Linked DNA regions of Mus musculus: region 1 is linked to region 2. The links are chromatin loops, found by intact Hi-C in ENCODE. Cell type or tissue: left cerebral cortex. All regions are shown on one strand. Links, peaks and the distances in the headings refer to the core of each region. The heading gives the core; the rest is flanking DNA.

Evidence for each region. Hi-C counts contacts between places; a loop is a spot of excess contacts. Peaks named below come from ENCODE experiments on the same cell type or tissue, not always from the same donor. Only the 100,000 strongest peaks of a DNase experiment are listed, where the experiment ranks them.
Region 1: it touches region 2 in a loop (2.3-fold over the local background); 6 of 42 quality-filtered maps call a loop at or near these places.

What each region holds. Positions count from the first base shown.
Region 1 is chr9:54,524,405-54,535,662 of GRCm38, reverse strand. Sh2d7 (SH2 domain containing 7) reads right to left here and starts at 1,540. Exons shown (of 6, transcript NM_173778.4): 1 at 1,342-1,540; 2 at 1-54. The coding sequence starts at 1,517. In left cerebral cortex, for the core only: a CTCF peak has its summit at 7,790 (motif pointing left); DNase peaks (open chromatin) are centred at 1,470, 4,013, 4,589 and 7,780; H3K27ac peaks cover 361 bases.
Region 2 is chr9:54,671,041-54,682,298 of GRCm38, reverse strand. It overlaps Gm39341 (a long non-coding RNA gene), which reads left to right and starts at 5,097. Exons shown (of 3, transcript XR_870774.2): 1 at 5,097-5,252; 2 at 9,383-9,439. In left cerebral cortex, for the core only: CTCF peaks have their summits at 5,409 and 5,619 (motif pointing right); DNase peaks (open chromatin) are centred at 5,429 and 5,589; H3K4me3 peaks cover 424 bases.

The DNA.
Region 1 (11,258 bases), core at 1,196-9,195, 150 kb after region 2:
AGGCGGATGAGGAAGGAACCGAGGGCTTTGTCCCTGAGTAGCTGCTCTGTTTGCCTGGACAGAGGACACACCATTAACTGGGACCTGTACCCTCACAGTAACCAAGCAGCCTGAATTGGATCTGCTTCAGGATCCTTTCAGACAGTGGCCTAGAGTTCTAAATTGAGACAGATTTTCAGCCCTTGATAGAGAACCTTCTGAGCTCTTTGACTGACTCTGAGGCCTTCAAGGTGCAGTCTGTGGTTGGTTCTGGCTCAAGTGAGCAAACTAAAGACAGTCTGTCGTTGAATGTGAGTCCCCAGGCGACAGGCACCTTCCACCCTGCAATGTAGCCTTGTCAGCAGGAGCAATAGACACAACCTGCAGCTTCCAGCTCTCTATTCAGATAACTGTATAGAAAGAACTATACCAGGAACTTTCACATCAGTAGGGATCCCTGTCTTGGGACTAAGTGTGTAGTTGTGCAAGAGGCACACTACATAAGAGTGTCTGTAGCAAAGAGCTGCTGTTGTGTCTCAAGCTTGGTTACAAGAGGAGCTTAAAAAAAATCACTACCATCCCTTCGGGTCCTTCTACATGATACCAAGTGTTTTTGAGGTACAATGGAAAATTCTAGTATTTTTTTCCTTTGGCTTGGAAGAACACAGATCATATAATTCCTTACCCACTTACTCACCAAATACATCACTACATCACTAGAACTACCTTCATAATTTTCAGGGATCTGTGCCAAATGAATATATGGGACCCCTTATTTCCAAACAAAGGGCATCAAGACATAACACAGAGCATTAAGACAGCTGCAGGTCCCCTGAACACAGCCTCGTGTGGTCCGCAAAGCTGTCCCCGGTGCTGTGTTAGACACTGGGTCAGGACCTGGTTGGTGGGCTTTGTTTCTCATTCCTTTTTCCATCTAGTACTTGGGAAGCTTGAAGATCTCTCTCAACCACAATGCCAAGTCTCACATCCTTGCCTCTATGCCAGGATAATCATGTGTCTAGGTTTCCTGGACAGTTTTCTACCTCAATTACAATAACATTCCAGTGCTGGCACATGGCATGGTCTTCTAACTTTCACCAAGATACTCAGAACTCATCTAAACATGCCTAGCTCCTACTCAGTCCACTGTGGTTCTTCCCACAGCTGCAACTACCCAAGATCCCGCTAGGCAAATGCCCTCCATATGTGCCTTCAAAAGCTTCTACAATCTGTCCCTTCTACCCCAGGGTCCTGCTTAGTGAGGGAAAGGTCAGGAGCCCAAGGTTCTGGAGTCCTTGGGCCATATTCCCAGCCCTGAGGAGCTGCAGATCATGCTGGTCTTGTGGTCAGGGGCAGCCTTACTTGCGAGTGATGAATCCATGAAACCAGGGGGGCAGAACTCCATTCTGTAGGATAGAGGGGGCCTGTGTCTCCATGAACCACTTCAGAGCCAGCTCTTGGATTTCAGCCAAGGCCCGCCCACCCCCTGCCTCCTCCAGTGCCTTGCCCAGATGGAGCTGCTCTGGGCCGCCCTCCATCCTGGTGAGCACTGATGATATGTGAATCCTGATGGCTGCAGTCCTTTATATCTATGCGTGATGCAGCTCATTTGCCTGTGCTCACACCCTTCTCAATGCCCGTGGCACACAGGAGTCCTATTAGATGGCTCTCCTGTGTGAAGCTTTGGGACCAGGCATTTTGGCTGCTAGAGTCACTAGCAGGAGGCTATCGTAGCAGCCTGGTAAGGATCAGGCAGGATTTCCATGATCTCTGGGCCAGCAGAAAAGCTGATGCCTGTGACCTCTTTTTTCCCAACCTCCAGTCTTTGCCTCAGTGGAAAAGCAGACATAAGATGCAGTCACAGCACTGCCCCTGTGAACAGAGCTCTGGATTTAAATTCACTGTATCCTTCCTTCACTGGGGCTTTTGTGTTTTGGTGGGGAAATTCCATGCTGATTAATTTTACCTTTTACTTCAGATTGTATCAGGTACCTGCTGTGTACCATATAAATCTGGGAACAAGACAACTCTCTGTGTGGTGTGTGTGTGTGTGTGTGTGTGTGTGTGTGTGTGTGTGTGAGAGAGAGAGAGAGAGAGAGAGAGAGAGAGAGAATGAGAGAGAAAGAGAGAAAGCGCTCACTCACGTGCGCACACACACACACACACACACACAGGTATTTACCCATGCATAAGTCTGGAAATTAGAGGTTGATATCGGGTGTCTTCCTCTATTGGTGTCCACCTTACTTTTTGAGATAGAGTCTCTCATTGAACCTGGAACTGCTGTTTCAGGTAGGCTGTCTGGCCAGCAAGTTCCTGGGATTCCTGTCTCCGCCTCTCAGTGTGTCCAGCTTTTATGTGGGTGCTGAGGCTACAAATTCAGGTCTTCATGCTTGTGAAGCAAGCACTTTACCTGACAAGTCATCTCCACACTCCCAGAGAAGCACTTACTACTAATGGCAGTAGATAAACAATAAATGTGTGTGATTGCTTGTGTAACACCACACCAGATGAGCCCAGCCTGCGGGGAGCAGGGAGATGGAGACAGAGTGTGTTGGCTGCATGTCATGGGTAGTAGTCAGTCTTGCCCAAGAGTGACCATGGATCTTTGAAGGAGGAAGCCAAGTACCTGGTGAGGAAAGACTGTTGCCAACTATGGGGAAAGTAATTCAATGACAGGATTTTGGCATCCATTTAGGGCAGGCGGTAGAACACTTTATTCACACAAATATTCCCAATCCTGGTGTCAGCATTCTACAGCAGAAACTGAAGCTGAGGTGGCAGAAGCATTAGCACCGCCCCCCCCCCCCCCAGACATGGGTTAGAATCCCAATTCTATCACATTTTGGCCTAGGGTATCAGAAGGTTGTTGAGCCATTGGAGATAGCTCGGTTTCCTCATACACTGGGAATTAGAGGCTATTGTTTGGCTCCGGGGCCGTTATAATGAGTAGGAGCAAAGCGGTAAAGGATGAAAGATCATTTACATACATTCAAAGCAGGGCAGAACTAATCAAGGATGCTAAAAATTAAGACAGCAGAGGCTGTGGTGGTGCAGGGGGGCAGTGTTTATGGACTTCTAGGAACAGATGAGGAGCTGTCAAGGGCTGGTGTGTTTCCACTTTCTCATCTGGGGGGTGTGCTCACTATGAAAATTCATGGGAGCATAGCTTATGCTCTTTGCTAATTACATGTCCCACTTCAATTAAAACCATTTACGGAAAAAGAAGGGGAAGATGTCACAGCCACATTTCCATGGTTCGGATTCTGGCTTGATAACTGTGTTGACCCTTAACCAAATATTATAACTTATTAACTTCAGTGTCTTCATCATTGAAATGAGGATGATAATATGACCCATATATTAGTTCATTTTCTATTGCTGCAGTGGAATACCAGAGACTGGCTACTTTGTAAAGAAAAAAAGATTTATTTAATTCATAGTTGTAAATGCTAGAAGGCCAAGATTGGGTAGCTCTACCCTTCCGGGCTCTGTCAGAGGCCTCCTTAGCTATATCACAGGGTGGTGGGTGCCATCATGGGGACATGACTGAGAAGGAGCCATCACTTGGGACCAGGCTAGCTCTTTTAGAATAACTCACTCTATTTATAACTCTCTAGGGTCCCATAAAACTGAATTAGTCAATCCCTTCCATGGACAATACTCCCCAATGACATTCTTCTTCTAACCACCCTTTAGGGTTGCACCACCTCCAAACATTGACACGCTGAGGCTTCCAACACATAACTCCTTAGGGCACAAGCCACATCCAAACCATAGCAACTTGTTGTTAGAGAGGTCAAATGAGTTAATTCCTTTGAACAGTAGCTCCTTTATTTGGAATAAAATACGTGATTAGGATTAGCCATTGCTTTGATGATTATGATGCCAGTGATGGTGATGATAGAAAGATTCTTAAGTATGAATAGTCTGACCCCATTTGGTAGACTACTATTGTTACTACAGCATTGTTATGAGTCATCTCAAGTCTAAAATAAAATGTGTTAAGGGGAGTGTGTGGCAGTAATCCCAGCACTAAGCAGGCAGAAGCAAGAGGATTATAAGCTTGAGGTGAGCCTAGGCTCCATTTCAAAAGATTAGTTTGAAACCAGCCTGGGTCATACAGCAAGACCTTGCCTCAGAAACAAAGTAAGGGGACTGGCAAGATTGCTCAGTGGTTAGACTCAGGACTGGCCTAAATTTCATGTCCAGCATCAATATCAAACAGCTCACAACTATCTTGTAACCTCAGGGGATCTGGGATATCATCTTTTGGCCTGTTTAGGTACCTGCACTCATGTCCACAAACCCACACAGACATACAGACACACACAGACACACACACACAGACACACACACACAGACACACACACACACACACACACACACACACACACACACACACACACATGCAATTAAGTATGGAATAAGTTTTTTTTAGACAGGATCTTTCTATGTAGCCCTTGGTGGGTTGCAACTCACTAAATAGGCCTTAAACTCACAGAGATCTTGCTTCTGCTTTCCCAGTGCTGGAATTTATAGTATATACCACAATGCCTGGCTTTAAAATAGAATCTTTTGAAAATGTGTTTGGGCACGTGTCGGGTGCATTTGGTTTAGCGGGAGGGAAGGCGGGAGCATGAGGCAAACCTGCCATCTGATCATGGAAGATCACTCTCTGCCCCTCAGCCAAGTCTTCCTCATCTGCACAGGGTAACAGCTCTCAGCTCTCACGGGCATCTCTCAGCACAAGGACAGGCACATGGCGACATAGCAAGTGTTCTTGGAGAGTCACCACTCAGAACATTGATTTTTTTAAAAAATAAATCCTTGATTTCCAGCCCTGACAATGAGAATGTCAAAAGGGGGGCATCATTTTTGAACCTGTTTTTTGGTCTTTTCATTACAGACAAGCCATGGCTACCATGAGGTCTGGAATCTCCAACCCAAGTTGGCAAGGATTATAATTCCCTAGAATGCACATTCAAGGAGGAGGGAGTCTCTGTGCTGATTTCTCCTAACTTTTCATTGAAATTCAGCATCTCTTTCCTGGCAAACAGAGGCAACAGACCCCACTGACATCAGCAGCAGCTCTAACTCATTACCACCAGAAACCACAGAGATTTTCCTATCTCACGACGGCAGCTGCAGATACATGTACAGACCATTTTTGTTATCATATCAGAATTATAAAACTTCAACCCAGTGCTGAATCTAACTCTGTAGTACAATGAAAACACACAGTGCTACCTCACCAATACTTTCCTGTGACCCTATTTCCACATAATTTAATTCCACTGTTCCTCTATGAGTCCAATTTTGTGCACTTAAAAAATATCCAAGAGGCACACAAGACTCAGTAGATTTTCCAGAGACCCATGGCACCATACAGAGTGAGCATCCTGGGGGCCAATCCAGAACTGGTTTGCTGCCAAGGCAAGGTCCTGGAAGTATTCAAATGCAAAGAAATATGCTGCTCTCTTTTTCCATGAGGCAAGTCTCACTCCACCACCGTTAATGCTGGGTACAGTTATGGGCGGGACCCCATCATTTTCATAAGAAGACAAAGGCTTTTTTTGTACAAAAAGGGATGTAGCCCAGATGGTTGTGGACCAGGGGTGACAATTCTGAGAGTTAAGCAAATAAGGAGAGCTCTGTATTTATACTCAAAGGAAATATGGGACTGAGGAGGGGCAAAGCCCAGGTTTGGAGAGAGCTAGGGGTGCTATGTAAAGGATTATGGGTAGGAAAAGATTGTTTAGAAAGAAGCCTGCATCCCATCATTCAGTTCACTACATGTTCACTTACAGGATGGTGGGCTCTAGATAGAGAGAATATTGTGGAGTAGACCACCTCCTATTCTCCCCTGGGACCCAAATATGTAAGGATGGAGCATATGTGGGGCAGCAGTCTCTGGAGTCAGGCTCAGTGGCTCAGAATTCCAGCTCCCACTGGCTGGCTCTGTGATATCTCTGTGTCTCAGCTTCTTTGTCTATAAAAATGGAGTGCAGTGGTCAAGTGCTTGCTGTACAACCAGAGGGATCTGAATCTGAATCCCCCTCCCCCCCCCTATTATGGAAAAAGCTGGGCCTAGTGACTTGCATTTATAATGCTAGTTTCAGGGAGGTGGAGTCAGGAGGGTCTCTGGCAGTCACTAGCCAGCTAGTCACTGAGTTGATGAGCTCCCAGTTCAGTGGAAGACCCTGTCTCAGAAAATAAAGTGGAGGGGCTGGAGGGATGACTCATGGATGAAGAGCGCTTTCTTGCTCTTGCAGAGGACTCAGGCTCAGTTCCCAGCAGCCACATGATGCTTCATAACCACTCGCAACTCTAGCTCCTGGAGACCTAACATCCTCTTTCAGTCTCTGCGTGGACCAGGCAGGCATGCACATCGTACATATACAAATATGCAGGCAAACGCTCATACACATATAATAAAAACAAACAAGTCTTTTTACAAAATAAGGCAAAGAATAATAGAAGGGAGGCAATATGCACGTGCATCTGTGTACAACGTGCGTGTGGAGGAAGGAGGATACCTACATGATAGGGCTTGGGTGCAAATGAACAGCTCGGTGGCCAGGAGGCATGGCTACATGTGCTCGCAACATGAATTACACCTTGGCTTCAGAATATTACAGGTCACCAGAGTTTGATGTCGTCTCCTTGTCATTACTTCCCTATCCTTGGTCCTCATCCCACAAGGTCTTGCTCTCCAAATAGAGAGTGACAGACTACGACAGACTACCCGGCAAAAGACTCTTCTACAGACATTCATTCTGTGTGACTCTTGGAAGCAAGGCTGAGGTGTCTCTGCAAAGCTTTTCAGAGAAAGTGTCTTGCCAGCCACCTGACTGAGCAGAAAGACTGGAGACAAAACAAGCCCTGGCTCCTGCTTCTTTCCTGAGTAGTACAGGTGTCCTCTGCTGGGTGCTACTGGCCACCAGACTCCTGGTCAGTACTACAAAGGGACCTGCCACACACTTGTCTGAGGTATAAGCACTACCTTGTCTTACCTCTGGAAGTTCTGTGGACAGGGCACGATCTTGCTCCATGAACTTGGGGACTAGAAAAAGGATGACTTGATTTTTCACCCCCTCAATCCTTTTCTTTTTGAAGGGTCTGCCATTCTCTGTGTGGTAGGTACAGTGCCCAGAACGGTGCTTGACACAGAAGCAGTAGGCACATATTAAATTCTTTGCCCACATGACATTTCTGAGCCCTATCTTATTGGGGTGGTGTGTATGGACATGTTGGCCATCATGCTATTTTTGATGACTGTCACAAGGAGTCTATGGACATGTTGACCCAAATGCCATTATGAGTCTGGTGGCATGGGCACTATGGGCATGCTAGAAGGCAGAGCTCTTGTGAGTTCTAGGCTGTCCTAGTCTACGTAGTGAGTACCAGCCTTATCTCGAAACAATCAAACTGCCCTGAGCACATGAAAGAATCAGAACTGAGCGTTGTGGTAGCATGCCTGTAATTCTAGCGCTTGGTAGACTGAGGTAGGAGGACTATGATGAAGTCAAAGCCAGAGTTAAATCTTGTCTCAAAAAAAGAAAAGAAAGATAAAGAAGAAATATAGGCTGATTATATTTTAGTGAGAAAAATCGTATATCCCTCAAAGAAAGCATCTAGAATTACCCAGTGGCTGCACTGACCTGGTAGTCCCCGGATCAAGCCTACTTTTTTTTCCAGTCATGTGACGCTGGATGTCCCCGTAGAAAAGGATTGGATTTCCATGGAAAGTACTCTTGAAATCGTCCTGGATATTCAGGAAACACTAGGAAAGACTGCCATCAGGTGGATGGTAGCGATTTCGTTCTTTCTTTTTTTACATTTGCATTGTTTCACCATATGATAGATTGGACCATATCCCCCAGGCCACCAGGAGGCCCTCCACAGGTGCCAGCACTAAGCACTTAGACTTCCTGACATCCAGAGTCATGAGTCATATAAGCAGCTATTGTTCATAAATCAGCCAGTCTTCAGTATTCAGTTATAGCAGCAGAAAACAGACGACGACAGTCGCCAGTACATAGATACGACATTAACAAGTGCTGTCTTGAGTCCAGCTTCTTGCAGACACGCTGGGGACTCCAGGCCTCTCGGATCAGTTAACCGAGCAGGTTTGTATCTAGGCCATAAAGGCACCTGAGGTTGGATCACCCTCAGACACAGCATTGGTTCACTGAGCTTGCAGGCTGTTGGGAGGAGATGCAAAACAAACCAAGGAGCTTCTCTGAGCAGGACTAGGACTCCAGCCTGTCCTCTGAAGTGACTCTGTTCTTCTGTGTACGTCTGTGGTAGAAGTTGCAATGCAGCCCCTGTACTAGATTCCCTGGGAAGCTTACCCTTGAAGAGCCACAGTGGGCTGGGTGAGACAGCGATACTGGACAGCAGAACCATAGCTTCAGCCTCAGGCTCTGCCCACTTGAAGGGTTATCCCAGATCCTCCTGTGTGTGAGTGCTCTCTTCGTCTGAGACACTATCACACGGATGAGGATGTCTGGGTAAAGAACCACCATCTGTATGATAGCTCCTGCACAAAGTAAATAGTCTCATATCTGTGGGATGAATAAATTAGTGATGTCACGATATAGTAAACTCATTTAGTGGAAAATGTCTTAAATTGTGGTGGCCAGAATTCAAAATTATTACGTAGGAACTTCAATAAGTTCAGAATAATGCAAATGATTAAAGTAGCTCTTCTCTTTTTTTTGATATAAATAACTATTTTAGTCAACCAGATTATTCCAAAATCTTATTTTTTTTTCCTTAGGAAAGGGTCTCATGGAATCCAAACTGGTCTAGAATTTGCTATGTATTTGAACCTTGAACTCCTGATCCTCCTACCTCCACCTCTTGAGTTCTGGGATTGCAGGCAGTGTGAGCATCCCCAGCTCATCAGGTACTGTGAGTAGAACTCAGGGCTTCAGATATGCTAGGCCAATACTCTAGCAGCTGAAATCTAGCCTCAGACCCAAACTGCACTTTTGATTAACTTAAAATTGTCTTACCTAATCTTTTATATGTTGGTTTGCTTCTGTGCTTCAGTTTGTCCAAATTACTTTGAATTGGTCATCTGCCGCATGAGCTATTCTGACCGTCTACAGATTTTAGAATTAAAACTCTGGGTCTTTGCACAGACCTTGAGTACTGAAGCATAAATGAGGACTGACTCCTGGGGCTCTCTTCCAAGTAAGCCCAGACTTGTGGACTAGATCTCATGTGAAATCCCTTAAACCAGAGGACTATCAAGTCCTTCAAGCAAGGCTTGGAGATTATTGGGCATGAGTGTGCGTACATGCAATGTCAGAAATTGAGAGGCAGATGTGGGAGGATCCGGAGTTCAAGACCATCCTCAGCTACATAGTGAGTTGGAGGCCAGCCTGGGCTACAGGTGACCCTGTCTCAAGCAGACAGATAAACAGACCTGAAGATAGAAGGAAGGGGGAAATTCAAATCATTTAACAAAACCAAAAGCTACAATATGCAGAGCATCTTGGAAGAGAGAAATGCCCAATGTTAATATTAACATGTGACGAAGGACATTTCAGTCCCAGGCTATTAAATGTAACTGTACTCAGCGTTAAAACAATCCCCAAGGAAATGTCAGTCTCATGTATCTAATGTCAAGTTTCTTGATAGAACACCTTGGTTAAGAGTTAGATATTTACATCATCCAACAAATTCCTTTTGTTCAGATCCCAGACTCTTTCTCAAGAGTCAGGCTTTCTATGTAACGAATGACTAGTAGAGGACAGGTTGGCCACCAGCCTATTGTATTTCTCATGGAAAATTAATAACATGGTGTTTTGTTCCCATGCCTATCAAATATATAAGGTACTATATATACACAAAGGAGTATTGTTGACCAGTTTAAAGGCCCTTCTGACAGATGCAGTGACATGGGTAGATTATGTGGAGTTGGTTATAAAGTAGTATGTAATCTCATGTAAGACAGAGCTGATCCAAAGTGGTGGAAATCAGAATAGAGATGTGTCTGGGAGGTAGAGATGTTGACTAGAAAAGGGGATGAGGAAGATTTCTGGACTCAGGGAAATAATCCATGTGAATATTACATCAGTAGATACATGTGTCAAAAATTTCCAGGCTGAGCCGGGTGGTGGTGGTACACACACCTTAATCCTAGCACTCAGAAGGCAGAGGTAGGCAGATCTCTGTGAATTCCAAGGCATCCTGGTCTACAAGAGTGGGTTCCAGGAAAGCTGGAGCTACATAGAGAGACCTTGTCTTGAAAAACCAACCCCCTTCCAAAATCCAGGCTAAACACTGAAGATGTGTGCTATTTTCTATGTGTAAAATACTTTTCAAGACTGAATTATTAACACACAAAACTGCCTGCTTTAATCATTAGCTTCTTGTGAGCTTAGTGGGCATGAAATGGAGTTCTGGTTGGCTAGGCTACAGTGAGTTTTTCAACAATACTAGTTCTATTATGGGGCCTGAGGCTTTTGTAGAGGATCATGGCAGTATATATGTGTTGGGGTTTTAATCTTGTAGGGATTTTGGTCAAAATTTTCACTGAATGTTGTTAATTGTATTATTTTATGCTACTAAGAAGTATATTATTCAAGTGAGTTTGGCAATTGTTTTCAGTGAATTCTTGTTAGGCCCTGATAAATATATTCCTTTTTTAATTAATATAAATTGTGTCCTATTTTTCTACTAAACATTTCCCCCCAATGTTATTAGTTTGTATGCTGTGGTATCCTCACTAATTTCTTCAGAAAATTAAGGTTTTTGCCCAAATCAAACAAGCACTTCTACTAAGAGTCAAGTTAAAATAATATAATGTACTCATTTTTTTTTACTGAGTGAGAGAGATATTCTTTAATTAGAAAAAGTTTAGTTAAAAAAGTTAAGGGTCTACAGAAGACAGACATGGTGGTACACACTTGTAAGCTCAGCCTTTGGGAGCTAGAGGCAGAAGAAGGAGCAGTCCAGGGCCATCCTCAGTGTCCTTCTCAGCTCTTGGTATCAAATACTCTCCCCTCTAAGTTAGGCATAGCTGATTTGTTATGGTACCTGGCACATAGCAATAACACCAATTATCATTACCACAAAATCACCACACTGGTCATCCTCTTCTTTCTCGGGAGTCTCAGCTAGCGGCATGCACTGGTTTCCTAGACAACACCTTGTGAGTGACCATAGAATTCTTCATAGATTGATCAAAAAGATTGATTGCTTTCTGCAAACAGCCTGGTTGAGTTTAGAAGGAAAATTCACACCAAACCCACAATGAACTG
Region 2 (11,258 bases), core at 2,181-10,180:
AATCTGAGTGTGTGTGTGTGTGTGTGTGTGTGTCTGCGCGCGAGTGCATGTGACAAAAGAATGAGCATAAAGTTCTGTAGGCTAGGACTGGAGGGATGATTCAGTGTTTAAGAGTGCTTACTGCTAGCCGGGCAGTGGTGGCAGAGGCAGGCGGATTTCTTAGTTCGAGGGTCATTTTTGCATCAGTAGGAGAAGCATAAACCTTTTGCGTTTCTAGGAGATGCTGCCATAAACTGGGCCACATCCTTGGTATTGTTATTGTGGGTCCAAACACCTGGGAGGTGGGTCCCAATTAACTCCCAATTATATCTGTACTAATTTAAGGAGCTGCCACTGCAGATGTGTTGGTAATTCATGTGACATATTAAATCCTGTCTAAATCATAAGACAATAGGCTGTCCTGACTAGTTGAACAGTGTCCATTGGGACTCCAGGTCCTTTCCTGGCACCTTAGGTTTTACTCCCTGTCCTGTGCACTGGTGCCCCACTATCATGGACTCTAACCCTCTGGAATCCTAAGCCTAATGAAACACTTCATTTCATAAGTGGCCTTGGTCATGGCGCTTTGTCACAGTAATGGAAAAATAATTGAGACATTTGAGTAATTTTTTTTTAAAATAAAAGCAAAACAGGAGAGCTGGCCAGTGTTGGGGGAGGGGAGGCAAGCTCTCACGGAGGGCACCTACCACTACTGGCAACCTCATTGTGTTTATTAGGTACACCACAGGGGCAGAAACTAGTTACTTTCAGTAGATCTCTGTTGGTGAGCAGTCTCCATCTGTAAAGACTCCACAGGATGAACACACATCGGCCACTTATTCACACTTGACACCCCCCCCCCCCCACAGGGGAAAACTTGGCCACCCGTCTTGAGCTTTACCCAGGCAAGGCTTTACCACTCCTGTGAGGCCCAGTCATTGACGTGGCCTTGCCCCTGTTGACAGCACAAATCCACATGGGCGGGACTTCTTCTGTAACTTTAATCATTTCAAATCCTATTTTTAGCGATGGTTCTAAAACTCTTTAACTTCCCTTGTAGCCTACACGTGAAAAAGAAAGGATACAGGGGAAGGGGACCTGTTTAGAAAGGTTCTTTGGAGCAACTCCCATCTGTGTTGTCTGGAAATTGGTGGTTCAGTTTACTAGTTAGTAAGCAGCAACAGCTCGATCCACTCGCAAACACCTCATGGATACACCAGCGGTCCAGTTTGGTAGAGTTGAGTTAGCAACAGCAGTGACATGACATGACCTAGAGAGACAGCCAGGCCTCAGCCTCAGCTCGAGTCAGCAGGAGGGACCCAGAGGGACACCAGGAGAAGTTCTTGGCTGTGCCTCTCTCAAGGAAACCAAGATCAGCGAAGCCTCAAGACCCACAAGCATTGTATAGCTAGCTGTACCAGCAAGCCAAGCTCTGTCTCCATCACTCCGTGGAGTCCTATTTATACCCCCTCCAAACATCATGTGCCCTCCATGTGCCTTGCCTCAGCACAGGTCTTGCCTCACCACCTGCATCCAATCAGCCTGAGTCCACGGAAGCAGCGAGAAATTGCAGCACACCACTCGAAGTTTTTTGGTGCGTTTCTCATTTCTCTCTATGGAGTCCCAACAAATGTAGCCCAACTAAGCAAAGTAAGGTGAACCAATACATGTGTGTTGTTAGCAAAGAATCCTTCATCACGTGTCCATTCATGTGCTTGCTTTAGCAGAGCATCCTCTCTCCTGTGTCTGCTTCAGTGGAACATCCCTTCACGAGTCTGCCTGAGCCTTTCACACCTGTGTCCACGTTAACGAAACGTTCCTTCTCATGGGTGCTCCAACAAAACACCATCCAACCAACTGACTTTCCTAAGATCCTTTAAGTTTCCACTTCAGACTTTACTCACTCAGATCTTCAGATGTCCATGGGTTCCCCAGCAGATATATTACTTATTGTAAGTGGGAATTGTCACTCATTCCATGGCCTCTGTGGAGGAGGAGGCATTGTCATCATAGCAACCACTCATTTTTATGGGGGCAGGATATAGGCATGGTCACAACTGAGTACACTCCCTGCAGCCAGCAACAAGATCTGTATCCTATGACTCAGGCCAAACAGTAGCAGAAATGTCAGTTTGGCTGACAGCAGTAAAAGGAAGTGTCTCCAAGAGGAGCCCAGTGAGAACAGGGGCTTTGAGGGGGGCTTCCTGGAGGAAATAAACATGAGAAGCTATGGGAGAGGAGACAGCGGGGCACCTGCCCTGTCTACTGGGGCCCATTCCTCAAAGATAGCAGCTCTTAGGCTCTCCCCACCCTTCTTCTTCACACCATCTCCTTCCACAACCTCAAATGTGAGCTTTCTCTATAAATGATGCTAATGTCACCCCTAAATGATGGCAAGGACCCTTCGGATGAGGTGGCTTCTCTGTGTCCCAGAAGGCGTCAGAATGGGCTGATCAAGGCTAGTTCCACTCCTGCCCAGCCAAGGCAGGTACACTGAACTCTTAGAGAGGGGGCAGAGTCTGGATTTCGCCTTGGCGAGTCCCAGTAAAGAAAGCATCTGCATAAAGATCATATTCTACATGGGAAAAAATGAGACTGACTTAGACTCCTGGGTAACATTAGAGAAAAGAACAATTCATCCATCCGTGACCTTTCACCACTGGGCTTCTTGAGGGTCCATGTCTGGTCACTGTCACAGCTACAAATGCTTATCCATAGCTGACTGTAGAGCCGTCCACCAGCCCTCCACCCAACACAGAGACTGATCTGGGGGAATCCAGGCCTGGATCACAGGTCAGTCTTCCTGCATTCTGATTTTAGATCTATCTCTGGCTTGGATGGACCTCCAGCAGGAGCCAATTCCCTCAGTGCATTTCCACTGGTGTGATGACCCTGTAAGGCTTCCTGGCAGTATAGGCAAAGGCACGCATGATGCCTTGGCTATGAGTGTCTACTGTGGATCTGAGCATGTCGACCCCAGTGTGATTTCTTCCCTCCTCTGTCCCCTTTGGGAATACCAAGAAGCAGCAGGCAGTCCTGCTGGGCAACAGGTGTGTGGGTGTTGACTGATCACTTTCTCCCCAATGTGAGGTGTCTGGGGTCCTGACCCCCCACCCCCCGCCTCTTCTTCCTCCTCATAGAAGTTTGTCATTAAGTGAGACAGGAGATTTGAGTGAGGAAGTGTATTCTCCATGCTTGGGTGTCTAGACCCGCAGTGAGCAACACTGCTGTGCCAGTCTTCTTTCTGGTCCCTGGCTTTCAGACCACTTGCCAGGACTCTTAATTCTTGCTATGTACCCCTTCTCTAGTTCTTATTCATACACACCAGCCTTGGCAGAGACTAGAGAGATGCCAGACTTCCGGTGGGCATGCCTGTCCAAGATCTGGGGAGCCTGGGGCAGAAGTAGCTTTCTCTTTCCCATTTCTCCCCTTCTTCCATCCCTCCATCCCTCCTTCTGTTTTCTTGCCTATAAATTGAATGCATAGGCCTGGAAGAACTCTTTTCTGAATCCAGCTCTGGCTTTCTCACTCAGAGCCTACAGAAGTGCCCACTGGACCTCTGTTCAGTTATTGTAGCCACTCCACAAAAAGGAAACAGGTTCTGAGATGTGGTTTCTCCCAGTCCCCTGCCTCTGTTGGAATGCTTTCCCCAGGCTCAGGAAAGTCCCCCAATTTCAGACACAACTAGCCAAGCGAGGTACAGCTTATAGGCATACAGGGAGCCTCAGGAATATGACTGCCTGTCTCTAGAGAAGGTCCTCCTGTCCTCCATGTTTCTCTCAATTACCTACCACAATCCCAGATATCTAAAGCTATCTCAAGCCACAGAGGATATGAACAAATACTAACTCTACCTTTTATTTTTAAATACGTGCCTGTGTGTATGATCCTGCAGAAGTATACATATAATATAGCACATGTGTACATGAGCCTGTGAAGTCTAGAAGAGGGGCCAGATCCCCTTGAACTGGAGTTACAGGTGGTTTAAGTTGCCACATGGGTACTGGGAACTTCACCCAGGTCTTTTGCAAGAGTAGTAAACACTTTTTAAAAGTATATATGTATATATTACATACATACATACATACATACATACATACATACATATGCTGGAGAGATGACTCAATGGTTAAGAACACTGGCTTTTCCAGTGGACCCTGGTTCAATTCCCAGAATCCACATGGCAGCTCACAGCTATGTAACTCCAGTTCCAGGGGATCTAACACAGACAGACATGCAGTCAAAATACCAATGCACATTTTTTTTTTAAAAAAGAAATCACTAAAAACCGTGTGTGTGTGTGCTCTGTCTGTCTGTATTTCTGCATATAACTTGCAGCCCTGGTGTAGGAAAGACTAGGTCCTCTGAAACTGGAATTGTAGACGTTGTGAGCCACCATGGGAACCAACTGGACTCAGGTTCTCTGCAAGAGCAGCCATCTTTCCAACGTTGATTGATTGATTGGTTGGTTGATTGATTGATATTTTGAAAAAAGTTCTCTCTAGGTTGCCCAGGCTGACCTGGACCTCCTGGGCTCGAGCTGCCCTCCCACCTTGCCCTCAGGAGAGGCTAGGTTATACCACACTCACTTTTATGGAAAAATAGCAGGCCGCTCTCAGTGTTTTCTGTGTACTTAACGTGTGTGTGACCCCATGAGTTCTGCCTCCGACTTACACAGCTGGCTTAGGTTTCCTATTAGATAGTACCAAGGCAAAGCTCCTGACTGAAGCCTGGGGAGCAGGTACAGGGCCCAGTGATGCAGAAAGGGGCAGGGGGAGACAGCAGGCTGGTGGCAGTGACCCACATTTAGAGCTCCCCAGCACTGCCCGAGAAAACATAGATAGCTCTTTGGCATATAAGACGTCAGGACAAGTCCTGGCTCTGCACCTTGGTCCATTCCCTTGAGAAAAGGGGCGGGGCAGAGAATATGAACAAATATGAATATACTGGGTCTCCTCCCCATTCCCTGTGCTGAAGTGCATAGCAGTTATGGGAAGAAAAGCAGAGCAAATGAAGGGGCAGGCATCTGGCAGAGGATAGAGAAAATCTCACCCACCACTGTCTGGAATCTGTGGATCATGTTGTCCTTTCTGCCCAAACTGGTTTCCAATAGGATTTCTGCACCTCGGAACCATGAGACAAAGCGACCGGAAAGGTTTGTGACTTGGCCCTTGTGACAAAGCCAGTCATCCATTCTCTGGAGTACAGCATGCATAGCCTTCTATCCAGGCCCTTCCTGGTGGGAAAGCAGGTGTCGCTCCCGCTGAAGTCAGGTGGGTAGCTGTTTTTGCTTCCTTCCTCTTTCACTCTGATTTGTTTCTCCAACGTGGACCTCAGTGGTCCAGCTCCACCTTAGCAGCTGGAATCCCTACTTTGCCTTCTGCTCTGGACACAGCTCTGTCCAGATGGAGGCGCTCTCGCCTACTCCTCCTAGAACCTTTGGCTCTGCAAACTCCAGGTTCATCCAGAGCTGGAGGACACTGGTTTTCTGACCTGGGATTCACTCCACTCATTTCATGTCGACTGGGCCGAGAGAACACGAAAGAAGCCCATGGACGAGGCTCTGGAGTACAGTTGAGACCCTGCGTACTTCGGACGCAGGAGTCCACCCAGGCCGATGCAGGCGGGCATTGCTGGTGAGGTGGCTGGTGCACAAAAGGGCTATGGCCAGCAGAGGTCAGTAGAGACCCAAAATAGCCATGCTTCTGCGTGGTGAAGTAAAACGGGGGCTTCCGGGCCAAGGACCCTCAAGTGAAGTATTTAAGATTGAAAAAAGAAAATAAGAAGTGGGGGAGGAGGAGAGGGAGGAAAAGATGAGGAGGGGGGAAGAAGAGGAAGAAGAGGAAGAAGAATAAAAACGGGGAAGGGAAAAACGGAATTTGGGCCACACAGGGTGTCTGTGTGGATATCTCCTTGTAAGCTGGTGCAAAGCAATGGCCTTCCCACCCAAGACCTAGAAGAACCTTTTTTAAAAGCAAGGACAAAGACTAAAGACAGTTCAGTTGGTAGGGTGCTTCAGGCCCTTGGTTCAGTTCCAGGGTATGGTTTCTCCGCACTGCATAAATGCGAGTGGGTGGGGAGTGGCACACGTTTATCATCCTAATACACGACAGAAGCAAGAGGATCTATAGCCTTCAAGGTCATCCTTAGCTACAGAGCCTGGGCTTATTTGCTAAAAAATCTAAAGAGCTAGTCACTTAGACAAGCTAGACACTTGTCCCAAAGACTTATGTCACTATACTAAGCTCCCTCCCCACTTTCCTCTAGTACTTACTAACTTAACACTCCCAGCCCACCTTTCTGGCATCTAACTCCACCTCTGAACAGCATTCCTGTGTAATGAGAACATACTTGAGCATCTCCACCTCCTCCTCCCCTCAACCATTCCTTTATTTTGTCATTGTGGAAATTTGTAACACACACATTTGTTTGTTTGTTTGTTTATTGTTAAAGTTTTCCCACAGCAAGGAAAAGGGAGTAGAAAGAAGGGAAAAGTCAGAGGAACTCACAGTAGCTGTGGTCACCTGTACAAGATCAAACCTAATATGTGGGAGGGAGGGACTCATGAGCCCTCAGCCCTAGCTGACGCACTATTCTATCTGAGGCACTATTGGTGGTTGATGGCTGCCGGGGTGGGAGTCACTTTTCTTTGGGAGTTTGTCACTGAGTATAGGGTGTCCATGCTCAGTTGATGTCCCCACACCATCTGCATGTGGACAACACTAACTGGAACTCCCTGGGTCATGTGTGTGTGTGTGTGTGTGTGTGTATGTATGTGTGTATATGCATGTAAGTGTGTGTTAGCGTTCCTTGTAGGCTCCGCCCCTTAGTTACCTGGCAACAGCAGGCTATAAAAGGGGCTGCTTGACCTCTCCTCACTCTCCTGCTCTTCTTACTCTCTTACCCTTTCTGTCCCTGGCTGGCCTCTACTCCTCCCCTCCCCTCCCCTCCCCTCCCCTCCCCTCCCCTCCCCTCTCCTGCCCTCCTCCCCACCTCCATCTTTCTACTACCCCCTCAACTCTACTCCCCATGCCCTAAATAAACTCTATTCTATACTATACTATCCAGGGATGCCTCAGCATGGACCAGCAGAAACACCCACTTTCCCACACCATACTGTACCTCCACCAAACACAGCCCTGGATCCTTTTTCTTGTTTTATAAGACACAACAATGTGTATGAGTGTGTGTATGTGTGTGTGTTAGTGGGTATGTATGAGAGAGTATGAGTGAGTGTGTATGCGTGTAGAGATGCACACATGTATGAAATTGTGAAAAAATAAATAGAAAAATATTCTTAAAAAAATCATTCCCCCAACTTTTCTGATAGATTTCAAAAGCACTCTAATAAACTATAGGAGAGGTAGACAAGCATTTGAAAATTTGTTTCAGGCTGGAGAGATGGCTCAGTGGTTAAGAGCACTGACTGCTCTTCCGAAGGTCCTGAGTTCAAATCCCAGCAACCACATGGTGGCTCACAACCATCCTTAATGAGATCTGACACTCTCTTCTGGTGTGTCTGAAGACAGCTGCAGTGTACCTAGATAATAATACTGCAGTGTACTTATATAATAATAAATAATACTACAGTGTACTTATATAATAATAAATAAATCTTTAAAAAAAGAAAATTTGTTTCACATTAATTCCAATGTATTAGAAAATATATGTATGTGCATATGTGCATATAGATATAAGTCCTTTAGTTTGTGATTTTACAGGTAAACTTTCTTAGGATAAAACTAAAATCCATTTTTAAGTTTTAAAAGTGAGTTGAGGTGAATAAAGATATTAAATTATGGGGAGATGGATTGGACTACAGATGGCTTGCACCTACATAGATGCTGGGTGTTCAGGAGCATAGGCCCGTGAACCCCGCCCTTTAAAACAGAAGATGAGGAATCCTGGAGTCAGCTGAGTAGCAAGACTAGCCAGATCAGTGAGTTCTGGATCCTGTGAGCGATCCTGCTACAGTACTGGGGTAGAGACCAACCAGTGAAAACACCCACATTTAACCTCAGCTTCCACATGCATCCACATTCAATAGCACACAAGTGTGTCCACACATGGGAGCATGCACGCATGCGCGCGCGCGCACACACACACACACACACACACACACACACACACATATTTGTAGTGATGTACAATGGCAGAGGAAAAATCAGGAAGGTAGCCGAGCCCAGGGCTGGACGCCCTGAGTTGCACAAGCAACAGTTGTCTGACTCTGAAGGCAGCTGGGCTCCATCGCCTTACAGTTGTCATGGTTCAGATTTACAAATTGTTTTTCTTGATATTTCCAATCGTTTTGTTTTCCTTGTTTGTGATTATACCTCAGACTGAGGCTTCATCTCAGTCATCCCGCTTTTGACGTAGGAATCTGGGGGTGGGGGTGGAGGGCAGAATCCTCACATTTCTAGTTTTATCGGGAGACACTGAGTGGTTCATTTGCTCTCTCTCTCTCTCTCTCTCTCTCTCTCTCTCTCTCTCTCTCTCTCTCTCTCTCTCTCTCCCAAGACAGGGTTCTCTGGCTGTCAATCTGTAGACCAGGCTGGCCTCAAACTCACAGAGATCCTCCTGCATCTGCCTCCCAAGTCCTGAAATTAAAGGCGTGCAGCACCTTGCCTCACCTCCCAGCACTTCTAAATGGACTAGCTTGTGATGCCACAGTAGCCACTGGTCCACATCATTTTGCCACTCAAAGGACACGGGTCCTTCATTTGACAAGTGTTACAGCAGTACCTGTTGTATACCAGGCACTCTTTCAAAGTGCTGTAACCTACCTCCCTTATCCACTGAGGTTGAACCTAGGCCCTGTCTTAGGATTTCTGTTGCTGTGATAAAGCACTATGGCCAAAGGGGAAGAAAGGCTGTATTTGGCTTACATACCGTGAATCACAGTCCATTAGAGGAAGCCAAGGCAGGAGTTCAAACTGGAACCTAGAGCCAGCAGCTGAAGAGTTCTGCTTACTGGCTTTCTCCCCATGGCTTGCTCAGCCTGTTTTCTTATAGAACCCAGAAGCACCATACAGGATCCAGGACAACCACCCCAGGGGTGGATTCCCTACAGTGACTGGACCCTCCCATATCAGTCACCAACAAGAAAGTGTAACATGGCCTTGTCCATAGGCCAATCTAGTAGGGGTATTTTTCTCAACTGAGAGTCCTTTTTCCAAAAATTTGTAGCTTGTATCAAGTTGACATGAAACTAGCCAGGGCAGGCCCCAAGTAGATGTCTTAGACCAAACTTATAGATACCTTATGCATCAGCACCCATGATTAATTCTAACTCATGAATTAGTCACAGTAAAAGATTAGTAACTAATAACAAAAGTAGAACACCTATAGCAGTATATCATAATGTTATACAAATACAGTCTAACTCTCTCAAACTGTCTCACAGTTCTGCAGAGTTTCCGGAAAGATCTGGGGTGAGACAGTGCCCATGTCATGGACTGAGGTGAGTTACACAGACTGATGTGTTCCGCTCCGTCTCTACTGTCTTCCTCCATCAATCCCGGAGAAGCTGTTCTGAGCAGTGCGATGGGATCCCATTGACACCCCTGTCTCTCTTGCTGCAGATATGTTATCCCTACATCCAGCTCAATTGCCAGCTTAGTTTAGCCATCTCAGTATCAAGCCGAGCATCACACCCTGCTGTACTTGTGTTCAAGTCGCTCTCAGAACAGAACACAAATCAACATATGAGTGATTTTTTACTCTAGAATTTTCCATTTCATCTATTTGAGCTGGGTGTGGGATGCAACTGAAACCATGGGAAGGGAGATTTAGGATCAGGCAAACTTACTGAAGCTAGAGTAAGAACCACAGAAACCCTTACATCCAAGGGGCTAATGGACACATGACAAAAAGACACGGTATGTCCTGATGCTGTTGGCCAGGGTGAAGGAGGAAAATAAACAGAAAAGGAGCTGCTGGTGGCACAGCAACAGATGGGTGCTCAGGGAAGGCCTCATTTGGAATTGACACTGACGTAGGGATTAGAGGAAGTGAATGGGTGAGTGGGCGAGGGTGGACAGGCCCAGAGGAAAGAGTGTGCCTGTAGCTTTTGCACAGCAGCAAGGGGCCAGTGTGACTGTTGCCAGAGAGCTGAGCTGTAGAGGCCAAGGTCAGAGAACAGAAGGCTGTGGCCCAAGTAAGAACTTCAGCTTTTATTGTGAGGCTGGAAGCTTCGGGAAGCTTCTAGAAGGTTCTGGCAAAGGAACAGGGCACTGTCAGATCTGAGTTCTAAGAGGTCCTTCTGGCCTTCCTGTCACACAGGAGTCATGACTCTGGCCTGTGGGAAACTCAGGATGGTCAAGCCCAGCCCTGATGGCTGGGGGCAGGCAGGGGCTTCACTCTCAACACACGCTCCAGTCCTCTGCCATCTCCAGTGCTCCTCCCTGAAATCTGTGTGGCTCATTCTCCCCTTCTACTTCCTCCCTCATCTCCCAAGCTGCCTTACCTGAGAGAGGAACAAGATACTTGCTCATCTTCACCAAGGGGTATTTAGTGCATTAGTCAGTACTTTCTGGACATCGTGGTTTCTGCCTCAGTTTGAATTGTTACAGAAGTTGTTAAGGTCCAAGTGTGGACCCTGGCAGCCCTCACAGGGTAGGCACAGCCCGATGCCAACAATAGGGCAACTCAAGAGACAAATTAGAGGCCAGTAAGATGGCTCAATGCGTAAAGGCAAGTTCTGTCAAGATAACCTAAGTTCTATCCCTAGTGGAAGGAAAGAACCAACTCCCACATAAACACACACACACACACACACACACACACACACACACACACACACACACACACACACAATTTTTTAATGTATAAAAGCAGTACTCACCTGGCTAGGGAGATGGCTTAATCAGTAAAGTTCTTACCACCCAAGCATAAAGACCAGAGTTCAGATCCCTGGCACCCACAAGAAGCCAGGTGCATGTCTGCAATCCTAGCACTAGGTAGAGCAGAGGTAGGCAGACTCCTGGAGTTCATTGATCAGCCAATCTAGCTAAATTGGTGAGCTCCAGGTTTAATAAGAGACCCTGTCTTGAAAAATAAGGCAGAGAGCAAGGACAGAGAAAGATACCAAATGTTAGCTTTAACCTTCACACACACCTGTACAAATACATACATCCACACACACATCCACATACATCCACACACAAATACAACCATCAAGAGCAAATACGTCTATAGAATAGCAAATACAACATTGTAAAGTTGTACAAAATGCAACCAACAAAAAGAAAATATTTTTAAAAACTAGTTTGAAGATTAAA